Regions from separate parts of the Homo sapiens genome. Here region 2 is linked to region 1. A link is a loop called in an ENCODE intact Hi-C map of the cell type or tissue named here. Cell type or tissue: tibial artery. All regions are shown on one strand. Links, peaks and the distances in the headings refer to the core of each region. The heading gives the core; the rest is flanking DNA.

Region 1 (8,346 bases), core at 58-8,057:
ATAATGGAGGTCCAAGTCAGACAGGAAAATAAGTGAAAACATTTCATCTATTTTTGATGTATTGTAGGGGGAAGAAGAGGAAGAGAGACAGAGAAAGGTGGTCCGATGTTTGTCCAATCACCCTTCTCTGGGTAAAAGTCCTGGAGGGAGAGGTTTATTAGATAAGCTGAAGGGAATAAAAAGGACATGAAACTTCTGTTCCACTTCCTACTTGGAACTCTTCAAAGAAGCAGTTTTACCACCTACCTCTGGCCCCTGCCTAATTATACCAGCTTTGAGAGTCAGAGGATCAACGGCCTACTACTCATATCAACTTTTTCTTTCCCTGGGAAAATAGACCTCACGGGTAGGTTTAAGAAGTGGAATACTTCAACAGAACATGATTAAAGATGGGCAAATGAATACAAATACCCCCTACCAGAAATTAGCAAGTGTTGGCAAGGATGCGGAGAAATTGGAGCCTTTGTGCACTGTGGATAGGATTGTAAAATAGTGTAGCCACTATGGAAAACAGCATAAACAAAGCTGTAGTAATCAAGACAGTGTGTTACTGTCATAAAGGCAGACATATAGACCAGTGGAATAGAATAGAGAGCTCAGAAATAAATTCTCACATACAGGGTCAAATGATTTTTGACAAGATTACTGAGACATTCAGTGGGGAAAGTATAGTCCTTTTGACAAACGATGCTGGGAAAACTGGATAGGTAAATACAAAAGAATAAAGTCGGACTAGTATCTTACACTATATCCAAAAAACCTCAAAATTGATCAAACACCTAAATGTAGTAGATAAAACTATAAAACTCTTAGAAGAAAACATAAGAAGAAAAGAAAAAACTGGGAAGTTGGACTTTATCAAAATGTAAAACTTCCATGTTTCAAACGACACTATCAGCAGAGTGAAAGAGCAGTCTGTGAAATGGAAGAAAATGTTTGCAAATCATATATTTAATAAGGGATTAACATCCAACATATAAAAAAAAAAAACTCGTACAACTCAACAACAAAAACAACCAGATCGAAAAGTGGGTAAAGGACTTGAATAAACATTCAACATCTGTACATCTTATACAGATGGCCAATAAACACAAGAAAAGATTCGCAACATCACTGATCATTAGGGAAATGCAAATCCAAACCACAATAAGATTCCATTTCATACCCATTAGTATAGTTATTATAAAAATAAATGAATAAAAATACCCAAAAAACCCATTGGAAATTGGCAAATGTTGGCAAGGATGTGGAGAAATTGGAGCCCTCGTGCACTGTGGATAGGATTGTAAAATAATGTAGCCACTATGGTAAACAGCATGGTGGTTCCTCATAAACGAAACATACAATTACTGTATGATCCAGCAATTCTCCTTCTGGGTTTATACCCCAAATAATTGAAAGCCCGGATTCAAAAAGATCTATATCTATAGATATAGGTATTGATATAGCTCTATCTATCTATCTATCTATCTATCTATCTATCTATCTATATATCTGTGCAACCATCACCACTATCCATCTTCACAACTTTTATGTTCCCAAAATAAAACTTTGTACTGGTTAAACAGTAAGCCCCCATTCCCTCCTTCCTCCAGTCCCTGGTAACCACTAATCCACTTTCTGTCTCTACGGTACATACAAAAGAATAGGTACATACAAAAGAATAAAGTCGGACCACTATCTGACTACTATCTGATTGGTCAGGCTACAGTGTGTGTGTGTGTGTGTGTGTGTGTGTGTGTATACACGTATACACATATGTGTATACGTGTATATACACGTATACATATATGTGTATACGTGTATATACACGTATACACATATGTGCACACGTGTGTACACGTGTATATACATATATACATGTGTGCACACGTGTATACATATATGTGTATGTATGTGTATACGTGTATACATATATGTGTATGTATGTGTATACGTGTATACATATATGTGTATGTATGTGTATACGTGTATACGTATATAATGTATATGTGTATACGTGTATACATATATGTGTATGTATGTGTATATGTGTATACATATATACATATATGTGTATGTGTGTGTATATGTGTATACATATATACATATATGTGTATGTGTGTGTATATGTGTATACACATGTAATATATGTGTATGTATGCGTATATGTGTATACATATATACATATATGTGTATGTATATGTATGAATATGTGTATTTGCATATATACATATATGCATACACATATATACACAGTGACATTCATATATACATATATGTATGCATATATACACACACATTCATAGTAACATTATTCACAACAGCCAAAAGATGAAAATAATTCAAATGTTCATTAACAGATGAATAGATAAACAAAAAATGTGGTATGTACGTACTAGACTGTTCCTCAGCTTTAAAATGGAATAATATTCTGGCACATGCTGCAACATAGATGAACCTTGAAGGCATTATGTTGAGTGAAATAAGCTAGTAACAAAAGGAGAAATAATTTATGATCCCTCTTCTATGAAGCACCTAGTGAAGACAAATTCGTAAAGACAGAAAGTGGAGTAGTGGTTACGGGGGCTGGAGGAAGGAGGGAATGGGGACTTATTGTTTAATGAATAGAAAGTTTTAGTTTGGGAACATAAAGGTTGTGAAGATGCATAGTGGTGATGGTGGCACAATAATATGAATATACTTAATACTACTGAATTGTACACTTAAAAATGGCTAAAGTAGTAAATTTTATATATATGTACGTTTATATATATATATATAAACACAATAAAAAAGAACATTAAAACTAATCAGTTACACACACAGACACACACACACACATATATATTTTTTAAATCCTTGTAGATAAAAGGAGGAGGCAGAGCAAGATGGCCAGATAGAAACCCCCAGCAATTGTCCCCCCTACAAGAACACCAAATTGAACAACTGTCCATGAAAGAAGTCACCTTTATAAGAACCAAAAAAATCAGGTGAGCAATAATAGTACCTGGTTTTAACATAATAGCAAGGAAATATGCTTTGGAGAGAGTAAAAAGGACAGGCTTGCATTGCTCACACCACCCTCCCCGAAGCCCAGGTGGTGCAAGATAGAGAATCTGTATGCTTGGGGAGGGGACAGCAAAGTGAGTGTGGGATATTGCATTAGCACTCAGTGCTGCCCTGGTCATAACAGAACACAATACAAGGGAGAATTCTGCCAGTGCCCGTGGAGGGAACATCTGGACAAGCCCTAAGCCAGAGGGGAATCTTCTGCTCCACTGAGAGGAATCCAGGTCCCGGCCATGGCCACCTTCACTACCAGCTGACTAAAGTGGTTTGGGGCTATCAGCAAATTTGACTAGCAGTCAAGACACAAGGATAGCAGTCCTTGGGCAAGCTCTGGTGCTGAGCTGGTCTAGGAAGCAGTGGACTTGGGATGGGACCCTGTGCAACACCAGTTGCGGCAGACATGGGAGTGCCTGTGTCAACCGTCTCTCAACTCCAGGCAGTGCAGCTTGGGGACAGACTCCTTCCACTTGGGAGAAGGAGAGGGAAGAGTACTTTATCTTGCAACTTGGGAACCAACTCAACCACAGTAAACAAAGTACCAAGGAGATTTCTTAAGACCCTGATTTCAGACCTTTGCTCCTTAATGGCATTTCTAGACATACCCTGGGCCAGAAAGTAATGTGCTCCCATTCCTGGCAGAATTCACCACCTGATGACTAAAGTGGCTTTGGGCTTTGATTAAATATCACCAGCAGCCAGGCAATAGTGACCATGAGCCTTGGAAAAACCCCAATAATTTGCAGGTCTGGAAGATGACATGAAGTGGTGCCCCCGGTAGGGGCCATGAGTGCCCACATCAGCCCTCCCTCAAGTGCAGGCATCCCAGTGCAGAGAGGGGATCATTCTGATTGGAAGAAAGAGAGGGAAGAGAGTACAAGATGTTGCCTGGTAAGCCAGGGAATGCTTTATCTTCCCCAAGTCCACTAAGGCTGTTTATCAGGAGCGTGCAAGAGTTTCAGCGTTCCTGGGCTTAGGGTTCCCCCTAGTGCTGAAACAGATGCAGTGTCCACAGGCTTAGGTCACTGCACTAAATCCCCTAAGAATTCTTGGAATGCTCTCTCAAGAATGGGTACAAACAAGCCCAGACTACAAAGATTAGAATAAATACCAAACTCCTCAAAACCCAGATATTGACAAATGTTCAAAAACATCATGAACATCCAGCAAATCATGACTACACCAAATAGAGTTAAATAAGGCACCAGTATCCAATCCTGGAGTAACAGAGATATGTGATCTCTCAGACAGGGAATTCAAAATAGCCATCTTGAAGAACCTGAATGAACCTCAGGATATCGCAGAGAAGAAATTCAGAATTCTATCAGAGAAATTTAACAAAGAGATTGAAATAATTTTTAAAAATTAAGCAGAAATTCTGGAGCTAAGAAATTCAGTGGACAAACTGAAAAATGCATCAGTCTGCCAACACCAGAACTGATCAAGCAGAAGAAAGAACTAGTGAGCTTGAAGACAGATTATATGAAAATACACAATCAGAGAAGAAAAGGTAATTTTAAAAAATGAAGCATGCCTACAAGATCTAGAAAATTGCCTCTAAAGGGGAAATCTAAGAATTATTGGCCTTAAACATGACATATATATAGAGAGAGAATGAAGTAGAAAGTTTATTCCAAGAAATAACAGAGAACTTTCCAAACCTAAAGAAAGATAAGAATATCCGGGTATAAAAAAGTCAAAGAATGCCAAGCAGATTCAACGCAAATAAGACTAGCACAAGACATATAATAATCAAACTGTCAGAAGTTAAGGATACAGAAGGAATCCTAAAAGCAGCAAGAGAAAAGCAAACTACATATGAAGGAGCTTCAATACGTATGGAAGCAGACTTCTCAGAAGAAATCTTACAGGACAGGAGGGAGTGGGAGGACATATTCAAAGTGCTGAAGGAAAGCAACTTTCAACCTAGAATATTATATCCAGGAAAATTACCCTTCACAAATGAAGGAGAAATAAAGACTTACCCAGAGAAACATAAGCTGAAGGAATTTGTAAACAACAGACATGTCTTAACAAGAAATGCTAAAGGGAGTTCTTCAATTTGAAAGGAAAGAAAATTAAGGACCAAAAAGAAATCATCTGCAGGTATAAAAATCACTAGTAAAAGTAAGTACACACACAAATATAGAATACTCTTAACACTGTAATTGCAGTGTGTAAACTACTCATATCTTTAGTAAGAAGACTAAAAGACAAACTTATCAACAATAATAATTATAGTAATTTTTGAAGAGATTGACAATATAAAAAGATATAAATAGAAACAACAAAAAGTCAAAAAGTCGAGGGATTGTGTTAAAATGTAGTTTTTTAGTTTTCTTTTTACTTGCTTTTCTTTTTATCAGAGTTAAGTTTTCATCCATTTAAAATAACTGGCTATAAAATGTTCTTTGCAGGTCTCATGATAAACAAAAAATGAAAACCTATAATAGATATACAAAAAATAAAAAGCAATGGATTGGCTGAGTGCAGTGGCTCAAGCCTGTAATCCCAGCACTTTGGGAGGCTGAGGCAGGTGGACTGCTTGCGACCAGGAGTTCCAGACCAGCCTGGCCAACATGGTGAAACCCTCTCTGTACTAAAAATACAAAAATTAGCCAGGTCTGGTGGTGTGTGCCTGTAGTCCCAGCTACTCCAGAGGCTGAGGCATGTAGCTTGAACCTGGAAGGCAGAGGTTGCAGTGAGCTGAAGTTGCGCCACTGCACTCCAGCTTGGGCAACAGAGTAAGACTGTCTCAAAAAAAAAAAAAAAAAAAAGAAAGAAAGAAAAAAAAAGTCCCAGTAAATTAAAACACACTACCAGAGATCACTGTCATGTTAAAAAAAAAAAAAAAAGATAGGAAGGAAGTGAGAAAGGACGAGAGGACTCACAAAACAACCAGAAAACAGATAACAAAATGGCAGGAGTATGTCCTTACCTATCAATAATAACATTGAATGTAAATGAACTAAATGCTCCAATCAAAAGACAGAGTGGCTGAATGGATTTAAAAAACCCAAGACCTCATTATATGCTACCTACAAGAAAACCACTTCATGTATAAAAATAAACACAGACTGAAAATGAAGGATTGGGAAAAGATATTCCATGAAAATGGGAACTAACAAAAAGCAGGAGTAGCTATATTTAGATAAAATAAATTTTGAGAAAAAAATCTGTATAAAAAGATAAAGAAGATCATGGAGTAAATTCAGCAAGAGGATATAACAATTGTAAATATGTATGCATCAAACACTAGAACATCCAGATATATAAAGCAAATATTATTAGAGCTAAAAAGAGAGATAGACCCCAATACAATAATAGCTGGGGACTTTGACACCCCTGTTTTTGGCATTGAACAGATCATCTACACAGAAAATCAAAGAAACATCAAACTTAACCTTCACTATAGAGCAAATGGACCCAATAGACATTTACAGAACATTTTATTTAACAGCTGCTGAATACACATTCTTCTCTTCACACATGGTTCATTTTCAGGGATAAGACCATATGTTATGTTACAAAGCAAGTCTCAAAAATTCAAGAAATTGAAATCATATAAAGCGTCTTTTCTGACTGTAATGAAATAAAACTAGAAATCAATAAGAAGAAGAACTTTGGAAACTATACAAACACATGAAAATTAAATAATATGCTCCTGAACAATCACTGATCAATGAAAAAACTGAAAAGAAAATTTAAAAATTTCTTGAAATAAATGAAAATAGAAACACAATATACCAAACATATGAGACACAGCAAAAGCAGTATTAAGAGAGCTCACAGCAATAAATACCTACATCAAAAAAGTAGAACAACTTCAAATAAACAACAATGCCTCTGAAAACACTAGAAAAGCAAGAGCAAACAAAACCTAAAATTGGTAGAAGTAAGGAAAGAAATTCTCTCACATCAGCGGCCCTCCTAGGGAACCCTCAAAATAAACTAATATCTGGCCCTTAAAGATAACAACAAGCTTTGTGCCAGAACTCTTGATGATGGCAGTTTTCTTTGAGGAAAAGGAAGATTTTTAACACAATTTTTAGTTTGCACATAGGAATTTAGAAGGAGCAAGAAGGAGAAGAGAATACTTCCAAACTTGTTTCACAAGGCAAATATTACCCTGATACCAAAATCAGACAAAAATCAGATCTAAAAAAGGAGAAATCTATAGGCCAATATCTCTGATAAATATAAATGCAAAATTCGTCAGCAAAATGCTAGCAAACCAAATTCAACAGCACATTAAAAAGATCATTCATCATGATCAAGTGAGATTCATCTCAGAGATGTAAGGATGTTTCAACATATGCAAATGTATAAATGTGATACATACCATTAACAAAATGAAGGACAAAACTATATGATCACTTGAAAAGATGGTGAAAAAGTATTCTAAAAATTCAACATCCCTTCATGATAAAAAAAATCTCTCTGTAAACTGTGTATAGAAGGAATATACCTCAACACAATAAAAGCCATATATGACAAACTCACAGCTAGTATCATACTGAATAGGGATAAACTGAAAGCCTTTCCTCTAAGATCTGGAACAAGACATGAATGATCACTTTCACCACTCTTATTCAACATAGTACTAGAAGTTACAGCCAGAGCAGTAAAACAAGATAAAAAATATAAAGGGCATCTAAATTGGAAAGGAAAAAGTCAAACTGTCCTTATTTGCAGATGATATAATCTCCTATTTAGAAAAACCTATTGACTCCACCAAAAAAACTGTAAGAACTGATAAAAATTTCAATAAATTGCAGTATAAAAATCAACATACAAAAATCAGTAGCATATCTATATGCAAACAGTGAACAATCTGAAAAAGAAACCAAAAAAGTAATCTCATTTGCAATAGCCACAAAAAATTAAAATACCTAAGAATAAACTTAACCAAAGATGTGAAAGAGCTGTACAACTAAAACTATGAAACATTGATGAAAGAAATTGAACACTATACACAAAAAAGGAGATATTCCATGTTCATGGATTGGAAAAATCATTATTGTTAAAATGTCCATACTACCCAAAGCAAAATTTATACGGAACTATGAAAGATTCAGAATGACCGAAACAATCCTCAGCTAAAAGAACAAAACTGGAAGTATCACATTACCTGACTTCAAATTATACTACAAAGCTATAGTAACCAAAACATAATGGTACTGGCATAAAAACAGACACATAGACCGATGGAACAGAATATAGAACCCAGAAACAAATCTATGCATTTATAGTCAATTTGTTTTTCATAAAAGGACCAATGACATACAATGGGGAAAG
Region 2 (8,346 bases), core at 171-8,170, 140 kb before region 1:
CATTACCCTAAATTGACCAAAATGGTATCCTGCAAAACATGCAATGTACCTTTCCATTTCCATGATTTTTTCACACTGTTTTTCCTGCCTGGATATGTTCCCTTCTATTATTCCTTTATCTAATGCCTGCCCTTGCTTTAGAGAATAGCTCAACTCCCATCCATTGCCTCATACTATTGCAGACTCAAATGATCTTTTTGTTCTCTAAGTTCCTCTGACTCTAAACTTGCAGTATCATCCATAAATTAGAAATCATACATTACTTTGCTTCTTTATCTTTATCAGCATCTTGTTTATCCAATTCCATTAAAAATGTCATGAGTGTAGAGCCGCTGTCTTAGACTATTTTGCATTCCCAACACCTAGCGGAGCACCTTTGCCTTCTACATAGTAAGTATTAAATGTTTAAAAAGAGGCAGACTCCTGTAACTGTGTCAAAAAAATAAAAAATAATAAAAATAAAAGAGTTATAAAGAGGTAGACAGAACGTAGTAAAAAAAATACTGTCATGTATAAGCAAAGAAATATGTACAAGGATGCTGTTTGTGTACTTTTTTGTACTGACCAAAGATTAGAAACAAGTTAAATGCCTATCAGTAGAGGACTAAATAAATCCTGGTACATCCATGCATTAGAGTAGCTTGCAACAATTCAAAAAGAAGACACCTGCTCTTTATAAACATGAAGGGAAGTATCTTCAAATATATATTAAGTGGATAAAAAGTAGCAAGATAGTATGTGTGATACACTTTGTATAATAAAAATGATGGTTGTATAGTCATAAACCTTTCAAAGAGGATATACAAGAGACTGTTAAAGTTGGTTGCTTCCGGGGATGAGAAAAGAAGGCAGAAATAACTGTAGTTCTTAAATGAACAGCAAGATTCTGGTTAGATAATTTGCCTGATTTATTATAGGAACTAGGCACAGGCATATTCCTCTATACATAGATATTTCACATCCACCACTCAACATGATAGTCAACAGGCACAGCAGAAGCACTAACAGATCAGAAGAGATACTAGCTGTGAAGCCTCAGCAGTTGAAGTGCATACCTGCTGAATATTACAGCCCTGTCCTCAATTGATTTACTATGTCACTCGGATTGGTAGTAATGCAATTTTAAACCTGCACTCAAAAATGATTCTTTAAAAAACTGTTAAAGCCAAGCACCTTTGCTGATCAAGTTGCTTAAATACTGAACTGATTAAGCAAATCTCTCTTGACATTTAAGGCTTTTGTCATTATTCATGTTTCCCCCACCTCCCAGCTTCCACCACCGGTTAACAAATTTTAAAGGATGACATCCAGACAGTTCAATGGAGAAAACACCTACTAAGGGATTCTTATCATCATGGAAATCATGTTTATCTCTCCTTGTTTTGACAGCAGAAGAGATAGAATACAATTCTGGAAAACTAATAATTAATTTCAAAGCCAAAAAAAAAAAAAAAAAGTATTGCATTGGCCACTAGATGGCCCCCATATATATTTTTCCACTATTACAAAGAAAATATGGAAGAAACAAGTGAGAGAAAAATATGTATTAAAATAATGTATGATTCTTTACCTTTACATGAATAATCACATATAGATATTATGAATCTTCATTTACCACGTATTTAGCGTATCTTCACATTGTGGAACTATCAAACACTCTTACCTTTACTAGTAACACTTCCAATAGTACCTATAAAAATATTTTAAGAATTAAAAGTTTTAATGTTTGACTTCTGGGCAACAGCAAAATTCTTCATCTAATTTTGTTACTTGACGTGTAGCAATAGCAAATTTTTTTCTTTCTTAGTTTTGAGTCACTGCTATGATTGCCACAGAGTCTACTCTTTTATATACTTTAAGTAAATTCTCCCTCTTTTTAAAACTTAAAGAAAAAAATTTTGTTTTAATTCAGTATCTGGTTTGTGTCCGAATATAAGAAAAAAAAAACCCTCCAAACTTTATGAGTTTAAATTTTGAACATAAACAAGTTATTTACTTACAGATATACATAGCTTTCTCTCATTTAACAGATTATATATATTAAAAGCCAAAGCATTTTTTATGTAATAATGACAGTAAATTTAAAATGTTAGCTGATTTGTATTTCATTTAGCTTATAACCCATTTAACGATCAGCTGCTTCTAAAGAGGCACTTTCATCATTGTGCATTTATAATGGAAATATCTGAGATTCCTAAAAATAGTAAAGAATATGTGATTGCCTTAATGATTAATCACCTGTAGTTCGGCTGGTTACAGAATATCAATGTGTATCACATTTCACTAATGATCATTACCCTGATTTTCTCATTTTCTGCTTTCCATAAAGAAAGGACTAATCAGTTCCAGGTCCTGTGAAATTTTAAATAGAAAACAAATTTAACTTCTGCTTGCAAATTATATTTTCCCCATATGCTATCCAATTCAGGGTCTCAAGTCTGATTCTGCACAGCCTTATAGCATGCCAGAGAAATCACCTGTTTGGAAAATCTGCAATTCTGACTTCATGTTTTAATTGGCAATTTCCAGTTATATTCTGTTTCCCGAGGGGCACTGGGCACTATTGAAAAGACCTGAAATGCTGCAGGCTGCTATTACCGCCTCTTTTCCCCTTGGTGGTCAGACTTGCTTCCTTTGTTCACTCACTTTTGTTTCTCAGCCCTTGAAATCTGCTTAACTTGGAGGAGGTTTTAGAGTTTAAGAATTAAAAAACGTTGTACAACATAAACACAACTTATCCTAACATTTGGCCTTTGGAAAAGGAGAGGCTGAAAAAGTGACAGAAGCTGTTCTTTGAATCTATAAAATATTTTCCCCTGCTATCCTACTTAAATTGGCAATGAGATTTCAAGACTGCATTGCAGCAACCGAATCAGCAGATTTTCAATACCCTTGCATCTTTTTCTTTTCACAGGAGAGAAATATCACGTGAAGACTAAAATCATCCCAATTTTGTTCATCTCCTTGTTTGTTTTACAGTTAAAAAGCCATTTCATGTGCCTGGCACAGTGGCTCATGCCTGTAATCCCATCACTTTGGGAGGCTGAGGCGGGTGGATTACTTGAGGCCAGGAGTTCAAGACTAGCCTGGGCAACCCTGTCTCTGCTAAAAATACAAAAATTAGCCGGGCATGGTGGTGTGCGCCTGTAGTCCCAGCTACTCGGGAGGCTGAGGCAGGAGAATCGCTTGAACCTGGGAACCGGAGGTTGCAGTGAGCTGAGATGGCTCTGCTGTACTCTAATCTGAACAACAGAGTGAGAGTCTGTCTCAAAACAAAAGAAAAAAGAAAAAACAGCCATTTCATGCAATAAAACATTACTATGAAAAGTATTGTCGATGTATAGATAAATGTTGCACTTCGTTCACATTCTCCATCTAGTTGATTTAAAAACCTCCTTGATTCTCCTGGGGCACTGGGACATATCAACTTCCTGTTGGTTCCCAGGGCAATTTTCAGATCCTTTGCATATAATAATCTCTTTTTCTGTTCTTTTTATTATTTTGTGCTTCTTATTTTTCTTCATTCCTGAGTCTTTCATTGAAAAGTTAAGAATAATATCTGAAAACAGGTGTTTCATCAGGGGAAAAGTTGGTATAGAGAGTCATTTGAAGGACTCTTTCTCTTTTCTTTGAATGGCTTATCAAAAACGATTCAGAAAACACATTCCCTCAGACAATTTCAATCTATTCAAATCCCTGAGACCTTTAAAGGTGTTAGTTCCTAAACTGTGTTTTACTGTGTAAGGCTTCCTGGATGGCCTTGGAGGAAAGGGATATTGAAGAGAAGGAGAAGAGATCTCGACCCTCCCCCTCCAACTTACAAAGACACTATCTGAGAAATGAACTTTCATCTGCATGGGTTGTACTTAGCTGTGAATTTCTCCTTTTAGTTTTCTTTTCCCCATTTTTCATTATTATAAACAGTCCCATTCTTTCCATGCCTCTTTTTTGCAAGTTGAAGTGTTTCTTGAAATCTCTATAAAGATTGGATTTTTGTCAGGAAATAGGAAAGATAATGTTGGGGCTCAGAAACTAATATCCCCAAATAGGTGTTGACATGCTGAACTGAAGAACTCTCAAGGTCTCTCTGACCTTCCCCACTGCCCCCATAGCCTCTCCCAAAGAAGCTGAAGTTCCTTTATCTGCCTAATATCCAGACCCACCAAGGAGAAAAATTGTTTTTTCTTCCCCTCCCTATAAGACCAAGAATGTAACCACACCTGAACAGACCCTTGCACGGTCAAACAGAACTATTTACAAGTTAATCTCTATTCCTGGATCCATTCATTCTCCCTCGTAATTCCCTCAACAGAATTCCTCTTCTCCACCCTTCCATAACCTATTTTATCAGGATGGTATTGTAAAAGTGAACTAAATATGGCCTGAGAAGGACTCCGTATTTCTATATTTGAGTCCTTGTGGATGAACTGTAACCTAACTTAATAGGTAGACAAGATTGAAAACCTAACTTAGGAATATGCATCTGTAGCAATAGCTGAGTCTTGGCTGATCCCAGCAGTCATACTTCAACCATTCATACACTGCTGAGTGTTCAAACTCAAATCATTCATTGCTCAATTAAACTCCTTTAAATTTAATTCAACTGAAGTTTTTCTTTTAAGAGTATATAAGCTCCCGAACATCCTTGGGGGATTAGGTGTTCATTCTGAAGGCTCCCGTGTATATATGTTAAACAAATTTGCCTTTTCTCCAATTAATCTGTCTTTTGTGAGTTGATTTTGTTACAGTCTCGCCAATGCACCACAATGTAGCAGTCTCTTGTTGTTAGGTATTACCTGGAGATCTTTGTCTAATGGCGAGAAAATCCAGGACGTGGACACACCAAGAGTGAGGTTAGAGCAGAAGTTAAAAAAGTGAAAGAAAGAGAGAAAGCATTCTGCCACAGAGAGGAGTCCTGGAGGAGGGTTGCCATTTTTGCAATTGAACGCAAAGGCTTTTATAAGAAACTGATGAGGGCTGGGCGTCTTATTTGCATAAGGCACAAATTTGTGGTAGCTCCACCCAATCCTCCTAATGTGCATGCAGGCCCTCAGCTTGAGTTACTCCATATTGCTTTGTTCTCCTTACTGTGCGCACGTGCCAGGGGACAGAATTTTCCATTGCGGGCATGTCTGGGCAAGTCAGCTGTGTAGCCTTTCTTGTCTGTGTAGCTGTGGCCATGGCTTAGGCAAGCCCCCTTGTGCAAGTTCCCTTATCTGTGCCAGCAGGCTGTTCTTTTGTTTGAAAGAATTCATCCAAGGACCCACACTAACTGCCTGCCTGACTGGGTTTTTTCCTTTCTCCTCTCTCAATTTTTTGGTGAACCTTCAGAGGGCCAAGGTGGAAGCTCTCCCTGATCCTACGGTAACTAACACTGAAGCATTTTCTTTTAGCAAACCCATTCAAGAAATATTTATTGAGTGCCTACTAAGTTCCAGACACTGTTCTAGAATAAGACAATGATCCTCTTAAAATATTCTTATTTAATAGTTAGAATTACTTTCAACGTTTGCCCAGTTTATAGGTGAGAAAAATCAAAGCTCAAAAAGGAAAGAATTGAGATTTAAACATATCTATCTGAATCAAGAGTACAGATTATATACCCTCACCAGCACAAGTGGAAAACTCTTACTATTGAAAAGTTCTTTTGTCTGTTGAGATGCAACTCCTTATACATTTCTGCTATTTTCCTAGAACACTGTTTTTGGAGGTCAAGTCTAATCCCACTTTCACATTACAGTCCTTAAAAAACATGCAGCCATAAAAAAGAATGAGATCTGGCTGGGCGCAGTGGCTCATGCCTGTAATTCCAGCATTTTGGGAGGCCAATGCAGACAGATCACTTGAGGTCAAGAGTTCAAGACCATCCTGACCAACATGGTGAAAACCCATCTCTACTAAAAATATGAAAATTAGCTGGGCATGGTAGCACACACAGCTCCTTGAGAGGCTGAGGCAGGAGAATCACTTGAACCTTGGAGGTGGAGGTTGCAGTGAGCCGAGATCACACCACTGCACTCCAGCCTGGGTGACAGAGTGAGACTCCATCTCAAAAAAAAAAAAAAAAAAAAAAAAAAGAACAAGATCATGCCTTTTGCAGGAACATGGATGAAGCTGGAGGCCATTATCCTCAGCAAACTAACACAGGAACAGAAAACCAAATACTGCATGTTCTCACTTATGAGTGGGAGCTAAATGATGAGAACACATGGACATAAAGGAGGAAACAACAGACACTGGGTTCTACTTGATGGGGGAGGGTGGGAGGAGGGAGAGAAGCAGAAATGATAACTATTGGCTACTGGGCTTAGTACCTAAGTGATGACATACTGTGTACAACAAACCCCTGTGACACATGTTGATCTAAGTAACAAACCTTCACATGTACTCCCTAAACTAAAATAAAAGTTACAGAAATATAGCAGCTATACTTCTTGTATTCATTATCCAGCAGGCCCTGTTCTAAGTACTTTATATGCATTAAGTTCTTTAATCCTGACAACACCTCTTTGTGCTTTGTTTTACAAATACTTATGTCACAGCTGATACCTATCAGGCATTGTTTTGAGTACTTTACAAATAATAATTCAGTACATCATCATAATAGTTATAAAGAGAAGTAACCTCTATTTTTATTTTATATTATTCTTCTAGGTCTTTTTCTATGCTTATCATAATATATGTAGTCAAAACATACATTACATTCTTTTTTTGCTGTATTTATTAAATATTAAATAATATGGCTTAAAAAACGTTTGATGTCATATAGACATGCTTCATGCTGTTCATGTACAAATTTTACGGAAGAGGAAAATGAGACTTTAAGAGAGGTTAAGTAATTTGCTGAAGGTCACTGCCAGAATTCAGAACACGATACCCAAAAGTACAAAGTTTTCGCATGCTGAATATTTTTAACTCAAGAAGATTGTGAGGGCTACAGAAGCAGGAAGGTCTCTCCAGTGTTCTCTCACCCTCCTTTCTCCCCTGAAGTGGGTTAGGGAAGCTAGAATTCCTCTCCCTTTAAGCAAATGAGAAAACCTAGGAAGGGGCTGGGCGCGGTGGCTGACGCCTGTAATCCCAGCACTTTGGGAGTCCAAGCCTTGGCAGATGGCTTGAGCCCAGGAGTTTGAGACCAGCCTGGGCAACATGGTGAGATCCTGACACTACGAAAACTACAAAAAATTAGCTGGGCGTAGTGATGAGCACCTGTAGTCTCAGCTACTCAAGAGGCTGAAGTGGGAGAATTGATTGAGCCCAGGAACTGGAGGTTGCAGTGAGCCAAGATAGTGCCATTGTATTCCAGCCTAAGCAACAGAGTGAGACCCTGTTTTAAAAAAGAAAAGAAGAAAAGAAAAGAGAAAGAGAAAGAAGGGGAGGGGAAGGGAGGGGAGGGAAGGGAAGGGAAGGGAAGGGAAACCTAGGGATGTCACTTGCTGACCTCCTCCCTTCTGACTTGGAGACTCTCATATAACAAGTGTCCTACCGTATGGAATAAAGAAGGGGGAGATGGTCGGGGGGATGGAAAGATTGTTACACAGAAACACAGGAAAGAATCTGAGGACACAGGCCTTACTGAGTTCCCCCCAATTTATTACCATTAGATAATACCCCTTTTTTGTCCAATCACATTTCTCTACAACTATCCACCTCTTATATCACACTTAGTATAAAAATACGTAGTTTTCCCTGGGTCTTGGGTCTTCATTTTTTAAAGCTCCGTGTCACATAAAACTTTGGCTAAATAAGTTTGGTATGCTTTTCTCTTGTTAATCTGTTTTATAGGGATATCAGCCATGAACCTTGCGATGGATGAGGAAAAGATACTATTTTTTTCTTCCTTACATCACAAATTTGGGAAGTGGCAGACTTGGAATTTAAACTTAGGCTGCGTTTCTCTAGAATCCACCTTCCCACTATATTATTACTACCTTTCTTTAAAATATTTGCATATGAGTGTCATGCAACCTTCTGCTTCTGCCTTTCTTATAACATCAACAATATCTTCAGTCTGTTCTCACCATCTGATATTAGAAATCAGCTCCATCATTCTATTTGCCTTCCTTTAAATGCAATGCAATTTGTTTATTTTCTTTTAGAATGTGATTCCCAGAACAGATATTCTAGGTGGTTATGAAACTATGCGGAGTTTAGATACTATATCACTATTATGGCCTAAGAGCCATTACATTTTAGGTAGCCATATCTACATTTTGCTTCACATTGAATTTATTGTTGCTAACCCTCCCCCAACTTGTCCTTATTATATATCACCATCATAGATTCAGTGCATTATTCAAGCTGGCAAGACATTTGAGGATCTGGACTCTGCTATTCATCATAGAGGCT

The links. Hi-C counts contacts between places; a loop is a spot of excess contacts. Peaks named below come from ENCODE experiments on the same cell type or tissue, not always from the same donor. Only the 100,000 strongest peaks of a DNase experiment are listed, where the experiment ranks them.
Region 2: a loop joins it to region 1, with 5 times the contacts of the local background. A loop is called at or near these places in 13 of 110 quality-filtered maps.

What each region holds. Positions count from the first base shown.
Region 1 is chrX:113,924,860-113,933,205 of GRCh38, reverse strand. LOC124905236 (a long non-coding RNA gene) reads left to right here. Exons shown (of 2, transcript XR_007068366.1): 2 at 1-6,132. Among named protein-coding and RNA genes, the nearest start is that of XACT, 310 kb to the right of the region's middle. RefSeq lists an enhancer at 3,692-4,367. In tibial artery, for the core only: no CTCF peak of the experiment used is centred there; DNase peaks (open chromatin) are centred at 3,223 and 3,805.
Region 2 is chrX:114,068,400-114,076,745 of GRCh38, reverse strand. No RefSeq gene overlaps it. Among named protein-coding and RNA genes, the nearest start is that of XACT, 450 kb to the right of the region's middle. RefSeq lists enhancers at 4,601-5,115, 5,073-5,367, 5,116-5,632, 4,503-5,702. In tibial artery, for the core only: no CTCF peak of the experiment used is centred there; no DNase peak of the experiment used is centred there.